Regions from separate parts of the Homo sapiens genome. Here region 1 is linked to region 2. A link is an interaction called in ENCODE POLR2A ChIA-PET data of the cell type or tissue named here. Cell type or tissue: Caco-2. All regions are shown on one strand. Each heading gives the region's core, and the rest is flanking DNA. Links, peaks and the distances in the headings are about the cores only.

Evidence for each region. ChIA-PET counts read pairs that join two places held together with the same protein. Peaks named below come from ENCODE experiments on the same cell type or tissue, not always from the same donor. Only the 100,000 strongest peaks of a DNase experiment are listed, where the experiment ranks them.
Region 1: POLR2A ChIA-PET joins it to region 2 with 13 read pairs; 6 of 35 experiments call an interaction of 5 or more read pairs at or near these places.

The regions. Positions count from the first base shown.
Region 1 is chr7:75,819,076-75,827,401 of GRCh38, forward strand. It overlaps a transcript of CCL24 not described here. Among named protein-coding and RNA genes, the nearest start is that of CCL24, 9.4 kb to the left of the region's middle. RefSeq lists an enhancer at 4,496-4,996. In Caco-2, for the core only: no CTCF peak of the experiment used is centred there; no DNase peak of the experiment used is centred there; H3K27me3 peaks cover 150 bases.
Region 2 is chr7:75,901,106-75,909,431 of GRCh38, forward strand. No RefSeq gene overlaps it. Among named protein-coding and RNA genes, the nearest start is that of POR, 9.9 kb to the right of the region's middle. RefSeq lists an enhancer at 5,234-5,804. In Caco-2, for the core only: no CTCF peak of the experiment used is centred there; DNase peaks (open chromatin) are centred at 4,996 and 6,236.

The DNA of each region.
Region 1 (8,326 bases), core at 212-8,211, 82 kb before region 2:
CTGACCAACATAGAGAAACCCCATCTCTACTAAAAATACAAAACCAGCTGGGCGTGGTGGCACATGACTGTAATCCCAGCTGCTCGGGAGGCTGAGGCACAAGAATCTCTTGAACCTGGGAGGCAGAGGTTGTGGTAAGTGGAGATCGCACCATTGCACGCCAGACTGGGCAACAAGAGTGAAACTCCGTCTCAAAAAAAAAAAAAAAAAAAAAAAAAAAAAAAAAAAATATATATATATATATATATATATATATATATATTCATAGGCTGGGCGATGTGGCTCACATCTGTAATCCCAGTACTTTGGGAGGCTGAGGCAGGAGGATTGCTTGAGCTCAGGTGTTCGAGACCAGCCTAGGCAACATAGTGAAACCTCAACTCTACAAAATATAAACGAAAAATTAGCCAGACACTGGGGTGCATGCCTGTAGTCCCAGCTATTTGGGAGACTGAAGCAGGAGGATCGCTTGAACCCAGGAGTTCAAGACTAGCCTGGGTAACATAACATATCCCCATCTCTCAATAAATAAATAAAAGAAGGGGGCTGTCATCTCTGAAGATAAATGACTTTAAATACCTGAGGAAGGGTCCCAGAAAGGGGGCACTGGATCTGATGGCCCTAATTAGGGTAAAAGTAGACCACACACACACACAAAGAAAGAAAGAAAAAAAATCCTGTGTCTTCTTACTAAGGTCTGAACTGAATTTTAGGTCAAACCATAGGCCCAAGATGGGCAGCTATGGTGTAGTGACATATTTTAGTCCCTGACCTGCTAAAAACTGGCTGTATGAGCCTGGGCAACTTGCTCACTCCTCCCAAGCTTTGATTTCCTCATCTATGAAATGGTGGGGGCGGGGAGGATGAGGCCACTTTTTACCCATGATCTCATGTGATTCTAGAATCCTAGAAAGTTACGGATGTAAGGGCTTTTAGTAAACTACTTCTTCTTCTTCTTCTTCTTCTTCTTCTTCTTCTTCTTCTTCTTCTTCTTCTTCTTCTTCTTCTTCTTCCTCTTCTTCTTCTTCTTCCTTCTTCTTCTTCTTCTTCTTCTTCTCCTCCTCCTCCTCCTCCTCCTTCTCCTTCTCCTTCTCCTTCTCCTTCTCCTTCTCCTTCTCCTTCTTTTTTTGAGATGGAATCTTGCTTTGTCGTCCAGGCAACAGCACAATCTCGGCTCACTGCAACCTCCAACTCCCTGGTTCAGGCAATTCTCCTGCCTCTGCCTCCCGAGTAGCTGGGATTACAGGCGCACGCCACCACACCCAGCTAATTTTTTTGTACTTTTAGTGGAGGCGGGGTTCCACCATGTTGGCCAGACTGGTCTCGAACTCCTGGCCTCAGGTGATCTGCCAGCCTTGGCCTCCCAAAGTGCTGGGATAACAGGCATGAGCCACCTCGCCTGGCAGTGCACATGCAAGTCTTCACCATCTAGCAGGAACCAGACCCTTAAGCTAGAGGAACTCAGCCCCAAGGGAGGTGTTTCAGGTATCCATCCATCCACCTACCCATTAATTCATCTACTCACTCATCCATCCATCCATCCATCCACCCACCCACCCACCCATCTACCCACTCATCCACCCATCTATCCATCATCCATCCATCCATCCACTTATTCATCCATCCACCCTTCATCCATCTACCCATCCACCCATCCACCTACCCACCCATGCATCCACCCCTCCACCCATCCATCCATTCACCCACCCATCTACTCATCTATCCATCCATCCATTCACTAATCCATCCATCCATCCATCCATCCATCCATCCCTCCACCCATCTATCTATCCATCCACTCATCTATCCATCCATCCATTCATTAATCCATCCATCTATCCATCAATTCATCCATCCATCCATCCATCCATCCATCCATCCATCCATCCCTCATCGAACCCTGCTATATACCAGGTGCCCCATCCCAGGCATACCAAGAAAAACTATATACAGGTGTTGCCTTGGGGAACTCTCACACTAGCCTTGAGAGACAGAGGCAATTATGACACAGGTGATAAGTGTCCAGATGGAGGAGGTCTACCGAGGCCACAGTGGAGAGCAGAAGTCATAGAAAACTTCCTGAAGGAGGTGCCCCTTGTGCTGAGTTAGGCTGACCAAGGGGAGTTGGGCTTGACAGGGAGGAAACTGGGCAGAGAAGGGTATTTCAAGCCCTGGAAGCCACAGAGATGAAGTCAAAGCAGAGGGGTGACTTGGCCAGGTTGGAGCCTTAAAGAAATCACTCTGGCTGCAGTAAGTCATGTGGCAGAACTGGTGGGAAGCCTGTGGTAGGGAATCTAGGATGGAGAGGTGGAGGAAGTTAGGATGGAAAAAAGAGGATGGATTTGAGGATTACTCAGGATTCCATTTGCTGAGCTCTGATGCCATATGGTTGAGGAAAAGGAAGGATTGTCTAGGATAACACTTGGGTTTCAAACTTGAGTGCATGTGTTGGGGGGACCATTCATGGATAAAAACAGTCTGCAGGGGCTGTGGGGCTTCCAGGGGTTCTGGTAGATGCCCGAGGCAGGCAGGGCAGGTAGGGAGAGGTCTGGATGTCCAATAAATTATCAGAACAAGGGAGGGGCTCAAGGCTGTAATCCCAACACTTTGGGAGGCCAAGGCGGGTGGATCACCTGAGGTCAGGAGTTTGAGACCAGCCTGATCAACATGGAGAAACCCCGTCTCTACTAAAAATACAAAAAATTAGCCGGGCGTAGTGGCGGGCGCCTGTAGTCCCAGCTACTTGGGAGGCTGAGGCAGGAGAATGGCGTGAACCCGGGAGGCGGAGCTTGCAGTGAGCCGAGATCCCGCCACTGCACTCCAGCCTGGGCGACAGAGCGAGACTCCGTCTCAAAAAAAAAAAAAAAGAAAACAAAATTAGCCAGGTGTGGTGGCACAAGCCTGTAATCCCAGCTACTCCGGAGGCTGAGGCAGGAGAATAGCTTAAACCCGGGAGGCAGAGATTGCGGTGAGCCAAGATCGCACCATTGCACTCTAGCCTGGGTGACAGAGCCAGACTCCATCTCAAAAAAAAAAGAAAAAAAATCAGAACAAGAAGAACCTTTGGAGTCTCACCTGTCCCGACACTTTGTGGCTGGGAACTGGAAGCCCAGGGAGATTAGACAGCCTCAACTGCCCCACCCAGCTCAAGACACAGTGTAGTACCATGGGGAGGGCATGGCCCTAGAGGTAGACACTCCTGGGTTTGAGCCTCGTCCCAACCATATGCTCACTTGGTGGCCCAGGCAAGGTGTTTAGCCTCTGTGAAGCTTAATTCATTTACTAAAAGATGGGTGTGTGACTGTGCACCTCCCAGGATGGTGGAGGGAGTAGGCCTCAAGCTTCAGTGAGGGACTCCATGAAACGCCACCAGACCAGCATCCCTTCAGCTGTTCCCCTAAAGCCCTACATGGCTCCTCTGAACTCATCTTATCCTCTTATTGTCCCCATGTCACCAGTAAGGAAACTGAGGTTCAGGCTGGGCATGGTGACTCACGCCTGTGATCCCAGCACTTTGGGTGGCCTAGGCGGTGGATCACCAGGGGTCAGTTCGAGACCAGCCTGGCCAACATGGTGAAACCCATCTCTACTAAAAATACAAAATTTAGCCAGGCGTGGTGGCAGGTGCCTGTAATCCCAGCTACTCAGGAGGTTGAGGCATGAGAATTGCTTGAATCCAGGAGGCGGAGGTTGCAGTGAGCCGAGATTGTGCCACTGCACTTCAGCCTGGGTGACAGAGCAAGACTCAATCTCCAAAAAGAAAAAAAAGAAAAGAAAACTGAGGTTTAGAGAGTTAAATGACTTGCTCAAGACTCCTAAGCCACGATGGGGCAGAACTCGTCCTACATCTTCCTGGGAAGGAACCTATGCCCTTGTCATGGTGCCAGGCAGCATGCTCCGCTGAGTGGCACCAATGCCACCACACCGAGTTCACTTTCCGAGCTGCTCTCCGATCCACCCCTTACTTTAGACTCTCACGGCCACCAGCTTTGCACAGCCTCCATCAATTCTTTCTTGCATTCTTGTCCCAGCCTCCTAAAGGAAGCGGGTAGACATCTGGGGTGTGATGCAGGGGGGAGAGGGCAGTGGGGTGCCAGGATGAATGGGCACTGTGGTGGGGAGTGCAAGGGGCTAGACTCAGGCATGCAGACTGGGGGTGTCACTGCTTCCTGGGATATCCTGCTTCCTCGATACCAAACACACACACACAAAGTCCCAGAATACTGGGCACAGGGGAGCCACTTACCCGGAGGTAACAGGGTGACAGCCTTGGTGCCAAGTGCAGAGCAGAAATGATTTCCTCTGACTCACCAGATCTGGGATGGCAGGAAGAATGGGACGAGAGGAGGGGCACCTGGGGAGGGAAGGGCGCCTCCCCTGCATCTCGCCTGGCTTGGCTGGGAAATTCAGGAGTCCAAGGTTTACAAGGACTTCTGAGAGGTTGGCTTTGTGGCAACAGGCAGGCCCTGATGGGGGCCCATGTGCAGGGTGGGTGGTGGTCCCCATCAGAAGAGCACAGTGAGCCCATTGTCAGACAGACTTCTGTCCACACGGACAGACTTCTGCCCTGGAAAGGGTGTGGTCCCAGACGGGGCTGGGGAGGAAAACAGGTGGCAGCTATGGAGTGCCTTACCCTTTCATCTCCAGATGGGAGGGCTTTCAACAGCTCAACAGGGACGGGAACAGGAGGCACATATAGCAGCTGAAGCCCAGGGCACTGCCAACCAGCCAGCCTAGCATGGATGGTAAACGGGGATGCTGCAGATCAAAGAGGCCAAGAGGATCTTTTTTTTCTTTTTTTCTGGTGGGGGGTGGGTGCAGAGGGAAGGGAGACAGAGTCTTGCTCTGTTGCCCAGGCTGGAGTGCAGTGGTGCAATCTCGGCTCACTGCAACCTCTGCCTCCCAGGTTCAAGCGATTCTCCTGCCTCAGCCTCCTGAGTAACTGGGATTACAGGCACCCACCATCATGCCCAGCTAATTTTTTGCATATTTACTAGAGATGGGGTTTCACCATGTTGGCCAGGGTGATCTCAAAACTCCCGACCACAGGTGATCCACCTGCCTTGGCCTCCCAAAGTGCTGGGATTACATGTGTGAGCCACCATGCCCAGCTGAGAGGATCTTTTTGTACATCTGTGTCACAGCTGCCTCTTAGATGTTAAAGGCCTAAGGAGAAGGAAGCAGGTAAAGCTGTCCAGAGACAGATCTGATCACCTTGGATGACAGTGAGAGCCCCACCAAGGGAGGTAAGCAAGCACCCTGTGGCAGATCTCCAGGTAGGAAATTGAAGTCTCAGATGAGGGAGCTCCATTCGGCCAAGGCATTCTGGGATCCAGTGAAGGACGTGTTTCAGACTTCATGTTATAAGATCTCAGAGTCCACTGGAAAAACCAACACAGAAATAATTAGAGCCCAAGTATAGTGGTTCATGCCTGTAATCTCAGCACTTTGGGAGGGTCACTTGAGCCCAGAAGTTCAAGGCCAGCCTGAGCAACATGGTAAGACCACGTCTCTACAAAAAATGTTTAAAATTAGCCAGGTGCACTCCTGACCCCAAGCGATCCGCCCGCCTTGGCCTCCCAAAGTGCTGAGATTACAAGTGTGAACCAGAGTACGAGACCAGCCTGGCCAACACGGTGAAACCCCATCTCTAATGAAAATACAAAAATTAGCCGGGTGTAGTGGTGGGCACCTGTAATCTCAGCTACTCAGGAGGCTGAGGCAGGATAATTGCTTGAACGCGGGAGGCAGAGGTTGCAGTGAGCTGGGATCGCACCACTGCACTCCAACCTGGGTGACAGAAAGAGACTCCATCTAAAAAATAAAAATAAAAAAATAAAAAATAACCAGGTGCAGGCACACATGTCTGTAGTCCCAGCTACTCAGGAGGCTGAGGTGGGAGGATCACTCAAGCCCAGGAGGTCGAGGCTGCAGTGAGCTATGATCACGCCACTGTACTCCAGCCTGGGAGACAGAGTGAGACTCTGTCTCAAAGGAATAACAATAATAATTACAATATAGCATAAGATTTAGGAATCAGACTCGTTGAGGACATACGTTTTGGAGGCGATTAGTCCTGGATTCCGATCCTGGCCCTACCCCAGCCTTGGCTTTGTCATTGGGAAATTGAGACAAGTCCTTGTCCCTCCTCTGGGTATCACAAAGAGTGACTGAATGACTGTCCCTCATGGTCCAGGCACAGCTCCCAGCCTACAGTAAATATGGATAAGGACCAGTTAGTAAGGGGTAATCATTGCTATTGCCAGGTAACTACCAGGTTGAAAGGGCTCTGCGTGGGGGATCTGAGAAGCTTCAGAACAGGACAGGTAGGAGTTCCCAGGTGGAAAAGGAAGCAGGGGGTTCCAGGCCAAGGGAAGACCAGGGGCAGGAGAGCCAGGTGAACAGTGGGATGTGGCTGAGTTTCTGGAAGGCAAAAGGAAGAGGTGGGCCGGGCATGGTGACTGGGATTTCAGGCGTGAGCCACCATGCCTGGCCTTAACTTCTTCCTTTCTGATTTGGATGCCTTTTATTTCTTTGTCCTGCCTAATTGCTCTGACAAGAGGAAGGGAAGGCGGCCAATAAGAGTCCATGACCAGGCCAGACATGATGGCTCACACCTGTAATCCCAGCACTTTGGGAGGCCGAAGTGGGCAGATCACCTGAGGTCAGGAGTTCGAGACCAGCCTGGCCAACATGGTGAAACCCCGTCTCTACTAAAAATAAAAAAAATTAGCCAGGTGTGATGGTGTGCACCTGTAATCCCAGCTACTGGGGAGGCTGAGGCAGGAGAATCACTTGAACCCAGGAGCTGGAGGTTGCAGTGAGCCGAGATAGTGCCACTGCGCTCCAGCCTGGGTAACAAAGCAAGACTCTGTCTCAAAAAATGAAAATAAAAAATAAAAAAAGGAAGAGGTAAGGTTGGGAGACTGGGGACAGGAGGCAGGAATATCTATCATGTGGTATCTCACATTCCTGCTCCAAATGCACTAGTTGTATCATTCCTTAAAAATCTTCCAGGGAAGGTACCATCACTTCCCTCCCAACTCCCTGCCATCCCCACCCCCAACACACACACACACACACACACACACACACACACACCCCTAATCAGGCCTCTCATTTTGTTGATTTTACCTATTTAACACCTCCCAGATCCACCTGTTCCTTTTTGGCCCGTTCCACTGCCTCCCCACTCACCTTTCTCCAATCTGTTCTGTGCACAGCTGCAAAACAAACGCCCCTCCTAAAATGCACACCAGCCTGGTCACCCCCTGCCTAAAACTTTTCACCAGTGCTCCATCACCAACACCCAAACTTCATCCACTCGCTCATAACCTTCATATATACGTATATATATATATGGATATATAATACTATGGAAAGTATTTAAAAATAAAAATATATATTATATATATATATATATTTTTTTTTTTACAATTTCTTCCCACCACCCAATTTATTGTACACTTAACGGTTTTGTCAAAATGGACTTCATCCAAAAATAGCCACAAAATCACAGATTTAGGGCCAGGCACGGTGTCTCACACCTGTAATCCCAGCACTTGGGGAGGCCAAGATGGGTGGATCACCTGAGGTGAGAAGTTCGAGATCAGCCTGGCCAACATGGTGAAACCTTCCTCTCTACTAAAAATACAAAAATTAGCTGGGCATGGTGGCAGGCGCATGTAGTCCCAGCTACTTGGGGGCCGAGGCAGGGGAATCGCTTGAAACAAGGAGGCAGAAGTTGCAGTGAGCCGAGACTGTGCTATGCACTCCAGCCTGGGTGACAGAGGGAGATGTCATCTCAAAAAAATAAATAAATAAAAAATCACAGATTTAGTGCACTAGCTGTGTTTTCCCCCATAACCATTAAAATAAACCCACAAGTATTAAAGGAAACCAGGCCAGTTCTGGTGGCTCACAGCTATAATCCCAGCACTTTGGGAGGCTGAGGTGGGAGAATCGCTTGAGCCCAGGAGTTTGAGATCAGCTTGGGCAACATAGTGAGATCCTATCTCTACCAAAAATTAAAAATTTGGTTGGGGCCAGGCACGGTGGCTCACGCCTGTAATCCCAGCACTTTGGGAGGCCAAGGCGGGCGGATCACCTGAGTTCAGGAGTTCAAGACCAGCCTGGCCAACATGGTGAAACCCCGTCTCTACTAAAAATGTGAAAAAAATTAGCCGGGCATGGTGGCACATGCCTGTAATCCCAGCTTCTTGGGATACTGAGGCAGGGGAATCGCTTGAACCTGGGAGGCAGAGATTGCAGTGAGTTGAGATTGCGCCATTGCACTCCAGCCTGGGCAACAGAGCGAGACTTCATC
Region 2 (8,326 bases), core at 75-8,074:
GGATAAAAAGTCTCTTCTGGCTGGGTGCCATCTCGGGATGACATCTCGGGAGGCTGAGGCAAGTGGATCACCTGAGGTCAGGAGTTCGAGGCCAGCCTGGCAAACATGGTGAAACCCTGTCTCTACTAAAAAAAAAAAAAAAGAAAAGAAAAAAAACCCAAAAAATTAGCCAGGCGTGGTGGTGGGCACCTGTAATCCCAGCTACTTGGGAGGCTGAGGCAGGAGAAATGCTTGAACTGTGGGGGCAGAGGTTGCAGTGAGCTGAGATCCTGCCACTGCACTCCAGCCTGGGTGAAAGAGCAAGACTCTATTTCAGAAAAAAAAAAACAAATAGTCTCTCTGAATCCATATTATGTTGTGCTGAACCTATATTAGCTCCAGTGGGGATGGCACCAGGTTCAAGAGGCTGAAGAACAGCCCCAGAGCCAGCAGATGAGACATGGGGTTTTACTGGGGGCTTCCATGTGGCAACAGAGTCCAATGGCAGTGGGCTGCACAGGGGACTGCAACCCTGCAACTGCTTGCAAAAAGCATGCACTGTAGATAGCATTTTAAAATTAATTATTAATTTTTTTATTTTTTGAGACAGAGTCTTGCTCTGTCGCCCAGGCTGGAGTGCAGTGGTGCGATCTTGGCTCATTATAACCTCCGCCTCATGGTTCAAGCGATTCTCCTGCCTCAGCCTCCTTAGTAGTTGGGATTACAGGCACCCACCACCACGCCCGGCTAATCTTTTGTATTTTTGGTAGAGATGAGGTTTCACCATATTGGCCAGGCTGGTCTCGAACTCCTGACCTCAGGTGATCTGCCCACCTTGGCCTCCCAAAGTTCTGGGATTACAGGCGTGAACCACCACATCTAGCTCACTGCATTATCTTTTGATAGAGAGCAAATCCTCTGGCCAGCTGGGCTCACTGATTCTCCCAGCAGGCTTTTTTGGAGATCGTCCACATGCAGTGTTAAGCTGGAATGCCCATCTCTCTCCCCTTGTCTTAGTTACTGTCCATCAACCTACCCTTTCCTCCTATACCCAGACTCCAAAAATTCATCTTTTTTTTTTTTTTAAGAAATAGGGCCTTGCTCTGTCACCCAGGCTGGAGTGCAGTGGTGTTATCATAGCCCACTGCAGCTTCAACCTCCTGGTCTCAAGCAATCCTCCCACCTCAGCCTCCTGAATAGCTGGGACTACAGGCATGTGCCACCAAGCCCAGCTAATTAAAAAAAAAAAAAAAGTTTTGTACACACGGGGTCTCGCTATGTTGCCCAGGCTGGTCTTGAACTCCTGACCTCAAGTGATCCTCCCACCTCTGCCTCCCAAAGTGTTGGGATTGCAGGCATGAGCCACTGTGCCTGGCCTTTAAATTTTTTTTTTTTTTAATTATCTGTAGAGATGGGAATCTGCCTTGTTGCCCAAGCTGGTCTCGAACTCCTGGCCTCAAGCGATCCTCCCTCATCATCCTCCCAAAGTGCTAGGATTACAGGCACAGCCATTGCACCTGGCCTACCTGCTTTGTCTACCTGCAGAGGAGAGGTGGTAGATTCAGGGGAAATGAATAGCATAGATATTCCTCCTTCCTCTCATACTTTAAAAATCCATAGATATCCCTCCTTTCTCTCTTACTTTAAAAATCCTGTGGCCAGGCACTGTGGCTCACTCCTGTAATCCCAGCACTTTGGGAGGCCAAAGTGGGCAGATCACCTGAGGTCAGGAGTTCGAGACCGGTTTGGCCAACATGCAGAAACCCCATCTCTCCTGAAAATATAAAAATTAGCCAGCTATGATGGCACACGCCTGTAACGTAGCTACTCAGGAGGCTGAGGCAGGAGAATCACTTGAACCTGGGAGGCAGAAGTTGCAGCAAGCTGAGATCTCGCCACTACACTCTAGCCTGGGCAACAGAGTGAGACTCCATCTCAAAAATAAATAAAATAATCCTGTAATCTCTGTTACAGGGGATTAGACACGTGTTATAAAATGTGGATTTACCTGAGGATATATTTCAGCTCACTCAAAGGGAAACCTAAACCAGTTGGAGATTTCATAAGCTGATGCGCTGCCTGAATAGGTCCGCAGCTCCTAGTCACGGGGCATGTGCAAAAACAGTCTGGAAGTTATTAGTTGCTGAAGAGGAGATTCCAAACTGTGGAAAGGGGCTGGGCACGGTGGCTCACACCTGTAATCCCAGCACTTTGGGAAGCTGAGGTGGGCGGATCACCTGAGGTCAGGATTTCAAGACCAACCTGGCTAACATGGCAAAACTCCGTCTCTACTAAAAATATAAAAATTAGCCGGGCACAGTGGCATGCGCCTATAATCCCAGCTACTCAGAAGACTGAGGCAGGAGAATTACTTGATCCTGGGAGGCAGAGGTTGCCGTGATCTGAGATTGCGCCACTGCACTCCAGCCTGGGCAACAGAGCAAAACTCTGTCTCAAAAAAAAAAAAAAAAATGTGGGAAGGAGTGGGGAGTTCAGGCATATGTTGTATGAGATGGGACCCTGAGGGCCGGGCGCGGTGGCTCAAGCCTGTAATCCCAGCACTTTGGGAGGCCGAGGCAAGTGGATCACGAGGTCAGGAGATCGAGACCATCCTGGCCAACACGGTGAAACCCCGTCCCTACTAAAAAATACAAAAAATTAGCCAGGCGTGGTGGCGGGCGCCTGTAGTCCCAGCAACTCGGGAGGCTGAGGCAGGAGAATGGCGTGAACCCAGGAGGTGGAGCTTGCAGTGAGCCGAGACAGCGCCACTGCACTCCAGCCTGGGCAACAGAGCAAGACTCCTCAAAAAAAAAAAAAAAAAAAAAAAGAGATGGGACCCTGAGAGTCTGTGGGGGAGGAAGTATGGAAAGAGATTAACCTGGCGTGTCAGTGAGATCTCAAGACTAGGATTTAGGCCAGGCACGGTGGCTTATGCCTGTAATCACAGCACTTTGGGAGGACGAGACAGGAGGATCACTTAAGCCCTAGACTTCGGACTTCGATACCAGCCTCAGCAACAGAGCAAGACCTAGTCTCTACAGAAAATAAAAAACTTAGCCAGGTGTGGTAGTGTGCACCTGTAGTCCCAGCCACTCGTAAGGCTGAGGCAGGAGGATCACTTGAGCCCAGGAGTTCAAGACCAGCCTGGGCAACATAGTGAGATGCTGTCTTTACAAAAAAATTAGCTGACCAAGGTGATGTGAGCCTGTAGTCCCAGCTACTCAGGAGGCTGAAGTGGGAGGATTTGCTTAAGCCCAGGAGATCGAGGCTGCAGTGAGCTATGATTGCACCACTGCACTTCAGCCTGGGTGACAGTGCAAGAGCCTGTCTTGAGGAGGGAAAAAAAAAGAAGGAAAAGAGGCTGGGCGCGGTGGCTTGCGCCTGTAATCCCAGCACTTTGGGAAGCCAAGGCGGGAGGATCACGAAGTCAGGAGATCGGGCCATCCTGGCTAACACGGTGAAACCCTGTCTCTACTAAAAATAAATTAGCTGAGCGTGGTGGCAGGCGCCTGTAGTCCCAGCTACTCAGGAGGCTGAGGCAGGAGAATGGCGTGAACCCAGGAGGCAGAGCTTGCAGTGAGCGGAGATCACGCCACTGCACCGCAGCCTGGGCAACAGAGCGAGACTCCGTCTCAAAAAAAAAAAAAAAAAAGAAGGAAAAGAAAAGAACAGATTTGTGGTTCTCAATCTTCAGCCTGTATCAGCATCACCTGGAGGGCTTGTTCAGCCACAGATGGCAGGGCCCCACCCCCAGAGTTTCTGATTCAATCAATTTGGGAAGTGGCCTGAAATTTGGCATTCCTTTTTCTCTCTCCTTCCCGCCCTCTCTCCTTTCGTTTTTTTTTTTCTTTCTCTGTCGCCCAGGCTGAAGTACAGTGGCGTGATCTCCGCTCGCTACAACCTCCGCTTCCCAGGTTCAAGCGATTCTCCTGCCTCTGCCTCCCAAGTAGCTGGGATTACAGGTGCCTGCCACCACGCCCAACTAATTCTTTTGTATTTTTAGTAGAGATGAGGTTTCACCGTGTTAGCCAGGATGGTCTCAATCTACTGACCTCGTGATCCACCCGCCTTGGCCTCCCAAAGTGCTGGGACTATAGGCATGAGCCACAACCCCTGTTTTTGTTTATTTCTTTCTTTTTTTGAGACAGGGTCTTGCTCTGTCACCCAGGCTGGAGTACAGTGACACAGTCATAGTTCACTGCAGCTTCAACCTTCCAGGCTCAAGCAATCCTTTCATCTCAAGCTCCTGAGTAGCTGGGACCACAGGCGCACGCCATCTTGCCTGGCCAATTTTTTATAGAGATGGGGTCTCGCTGTGTTCTCCAGGCTGGTCTCAAACTCCTGCCTCACAAAGTGCTGGGATTACAGGCTTGAGCCACTGCACCAGGCCTTAATTTGACATTTCTTTTCTTTTTCTTTTTTTTTTTTTTTTGAGACAGAGTCTCGCTCTGTTGCCCAGGCTGGAGTGCAGTGGCATGATCTCAGCTCACTGCAACCTCTGCCTCCTGGGTTCAAGCGATTCTCCTGCCTGAGCCTCCCGAGTTAACTGGGACTACAGGCATGCTCCACGATGCCAGACAATTTTTGTATTTTTAGTAGAGATGTGGGGGGTTTCACCATATTGGCCAGGCTGGTCTCGAACTCCTGACCTCAAGTGATCCACCTGCCTTGGCTTCCCAAAGTGCTGGGATTACGGGCTTGAGCCACCATGCCTGGCCTAATTTGACATTTCTAACAAGTTCCCAGGTGAGGCTGCTGCTCCTGGTTTGAGAATCACTGAACTAAACCAGTACTGGCTGGGATGTGAGTCAGCCTGGAGACTCCCAGCCCCTGGAGGCCAGGGATCAGCTCTCATCAACTTCCATTTCTGCTAAGTGACTGCTCAGAGGCACAGGCAGGTGTCCTCCACAGCACTGTCTGAACAGTTCGTGGAAGCCAGGCAGGCTTCTCTTCATCGGCCCTTGCACAATGGTGCTGGTTGCTTTGGCAACAGCCAGCAGCAGCCAAGCAATTTTGAGCACAGAATCCTGGGGCTTGTGTCATACTGGGGAGACAGGGCAAAGGTTCTGGCCCATTGGCATGTGAACGCGAATGGGGAGGAAGAGGGGGAGAAAGGGCGTGGCTTCCGAGGCCCCCTCTCACCCGAACACCCTCTCATTTCCCCAGAAGCTTGCTCTGGCTCCCGCATGCAAACCCAGAAGAGCTGAAACTTTGATTGCGTAACAGAGGGGAACAAAGGATGGAGTGAAACTGGGGCGGGTATGCGGGCAGTAGGAAGGAGAAAGAAGCCATCCTGGGCTCTGAGAACCGCTGGGTGCACCAGGCCATGTCACACACACAGCAACTCATTTAATCCTCACGCAACTGCCTGGGTCCGTGTGCCCAGGACCCATCCATGGCCACACAGCTAGCCGGAAACCTGATCTGCTGTAGCTAAAGGCCATGTTTGCTTTCTCAGTTCAGGGCCGCCTCTTTGAAATGCCTCTTTGGCCGTGTTAGGAAGACCCAGGGGTTTGGGGCAGCAAGGAGGCAGGAAGAAGGTCTGGGGGAGTTATTTGGACAATGAAGAGAGCCAGGCGGGTCAACCATCCTCTTGGCTTTGCACTTGACAGCAACCGCCTCCCTCCTGTTTCTCATTTTCTTTTATTATTAAATGCTCTAATTTTCTTTTATTATTATTGTTTTTTAAACATAGAGATGGGGTTGGCCGAGCACAGTGGCTCACGCCTGTAATCCTAACACTTTGGGAGGCCGAGGTGGGTGGATCACAAGGTCAGGAGTTCAAGACCAGCCTGGCCAACATCGTGAAACCCCGTCTCTACTAAAAATACAAAAAAATTAGCCAGGCATGGTGGCACGCACCTGTAATCCTAGCTACTTTGGAGGCTGAGGCAGGCAGGAGAATCGCTTGAACCCAGGAGGCAGAGGTTGCAGTGAGCCAAGGTCGCACCACTGTACTCCAGCCTGGGCAACAGAGCGAGACTCGGTCTCAAAGAAAAAAAAAAAAAGATACTTGGCCAAGGCCATGCACTTGGTTCCGTCTAATTGGAATTTGTCCCCTGATCTCCAGAGAGAGATTCTGCGCTTCTACACTTTGGTGATGTTCTCATCCCTGACCCTGTAGGGTTATCTCAACCCAGGAAATCTGCAAACTCACTTGCCTTGCACCCTCATGGACGCCTCTCAAGGGGAATAAACCATCCTGTCCAAAGGTCATGGTGTGATACTGGAGACACATGAGACACGGTGTCAGAGGCCGCTGTGACATTTGGAGTTCTGGGAAAGTGGGAGCACCTCCTCTAAGGATCAACCACACCCCTCTAGCATCTATGGTGGAAGCCAATCCAGCTTCTCTCAGTGCCAAGCTAATCTGGGATCCACTTTTTCTTTTTTTCTTTTCTTTTTTTTTTTTTTTTCAGAGACAGAGTTTGGCTCTGTTGTGTAACACGGTTAAACTTTGGCCATGTTAGGAGGACCTAGGGGTGTGGGGCAGCAAGGAGACCGGAAGAAGGTCTGGGGAAGTTATTTGGACAATGAAGAGAGCCAGGTGGGTCAACAATTCTCTGTGCTTTGCACTTGACAGCAACCGCCACCCCCCCTCCTGTTTCTCTGCTCTCATTTTATCTTTTATTTTTATTTTTTTAAAACATAAAGATGGGGTTGGCCGAGAGCTCTGTTGCCCAGGCTGGAGTGCAGTGGCACAATCACAGTTCACTGTAGCCTCAGCCTCCAGGCTCAAGCGATCCTCCCACCTCAGCCTCCTGAGTAGCTGGGACTACAGGCACGCGCCACCACACCTGGCTAATTTTTTATTTTTTGTAGAGGCGGGGCCTTGCTATGATGCCCAGTTTGGTTTCAAACTTCTGGCTTCAAACAATCCCCGCCTCAGTCTCCCAAAGTGCTAGGATTACACGTGTGAGCCACCATGCCCGGCTCCACTGCTTTTATTTTATTTTATTTATTTTATGTTTGAGATGGAGTCTCACTCTGTTGCCCAGGCTGGAGTGCAGTGGCGCGATCTCAGCTGACTGCAACCTCCGCCTCCTGGGGTGAAGCGATTCTCCTGCCTCAGCCTCCCAAGTAGCTGGGATTATAGGCGCCTGCCACCACGCCTGGCTAATTTTTGTATTTGTTTAGTAGAGACAGGGTTTTGCCATGTTGGCCAAGCTGGTCTCGAACTCCTGACCTCAGGTGATATGCCCACCTCTGCCTCCCAAAGTGCTGGGATTACAGGCATGAACCACCATGCCGAGCCTGGCTAATTTTTTTTTTTTTTGAGACAGAGTCTCGCTCTGTAGCCCAGGCTGGAGTGCAGTGGCAATCTTGGCTCACTGCAAGCTCTGCCTCCCGGGTTCATGCCATTCTCTTGCCTCAGCCTCCCGAGTAGCTGGGACTACAAGTGCCTGACACCAAGCCCGGCTAATTTTTTTGTATTTTTAGTAGAGACAGGGTTTCACTGTGTTAGCCAGGATGGTCTCAATCTCCTGACCTCAAGTGATCCTCCCGCCTCGGCCTCCCAAAGTGCTGGGATTACAGGCATGAGCCACCGTGCCTGGCCCAGCCTGGCTAATTTTTAAAAAAATTTTTTGTAGAGATAGGGTCTTGCTGTGTTGCCCAGGCTGGTCTTGAACTCCTGGCCTCAAGCCATCCTCCCACCTCGGTCTCCCAAAGTGTTGGGAGCCACCTTACCTGGCCAGAAAACATATTTAGAATATAGATGTTATCAAGCTCAATAATGAAAATGTAGAGGTTCAGACGGCTAAAGTTTTAGAGGGACAGAGCAAAGGGAAAGGGAAGCTTCATCGTACAATATTAAGAGATACTGTTCATGGATCAAAAAACAAAGGCCCCAGGCTACTACTTAAATTATAAAAGTGATTAACAGAGGAATTAAATTAGGTGTATAAATAATATTGGAAGGGTGTGGGCAGCAGAGGTGAGCTGTGGTTTAAATGGCCTAACTCACATCAGTGGGACTCCAGAGGTAACATCTAAAATATCAGGCAGAGGGCTGGACATGGTGGCTCATGCCTGTAATCCCAGTGCTATGGGAGGCTGAGGCAGGAGGATTGCTTGAGCCCAGGAGTTTGAGACCAGCCTGGGCATCATAGTGAGAACCTGTCTCTTTATTTATTTATTTATTTATTTATTTGAGATGGATTCTCTCTATATATCCCAGGCTGGAGTGCAGTGGCGTGATCTCGGCTCACTGCAACCTCCGCCTCCTGGGTTCAAGGGATTCTCCTGCCTCAGCCTCCCAAGTAGCTGGGATTACAGGCACCCACCACCACACCCAGCTAATTTTTATATTTTTAGTAGAGACCGAGTTTCACCATGTTGGCCAGGC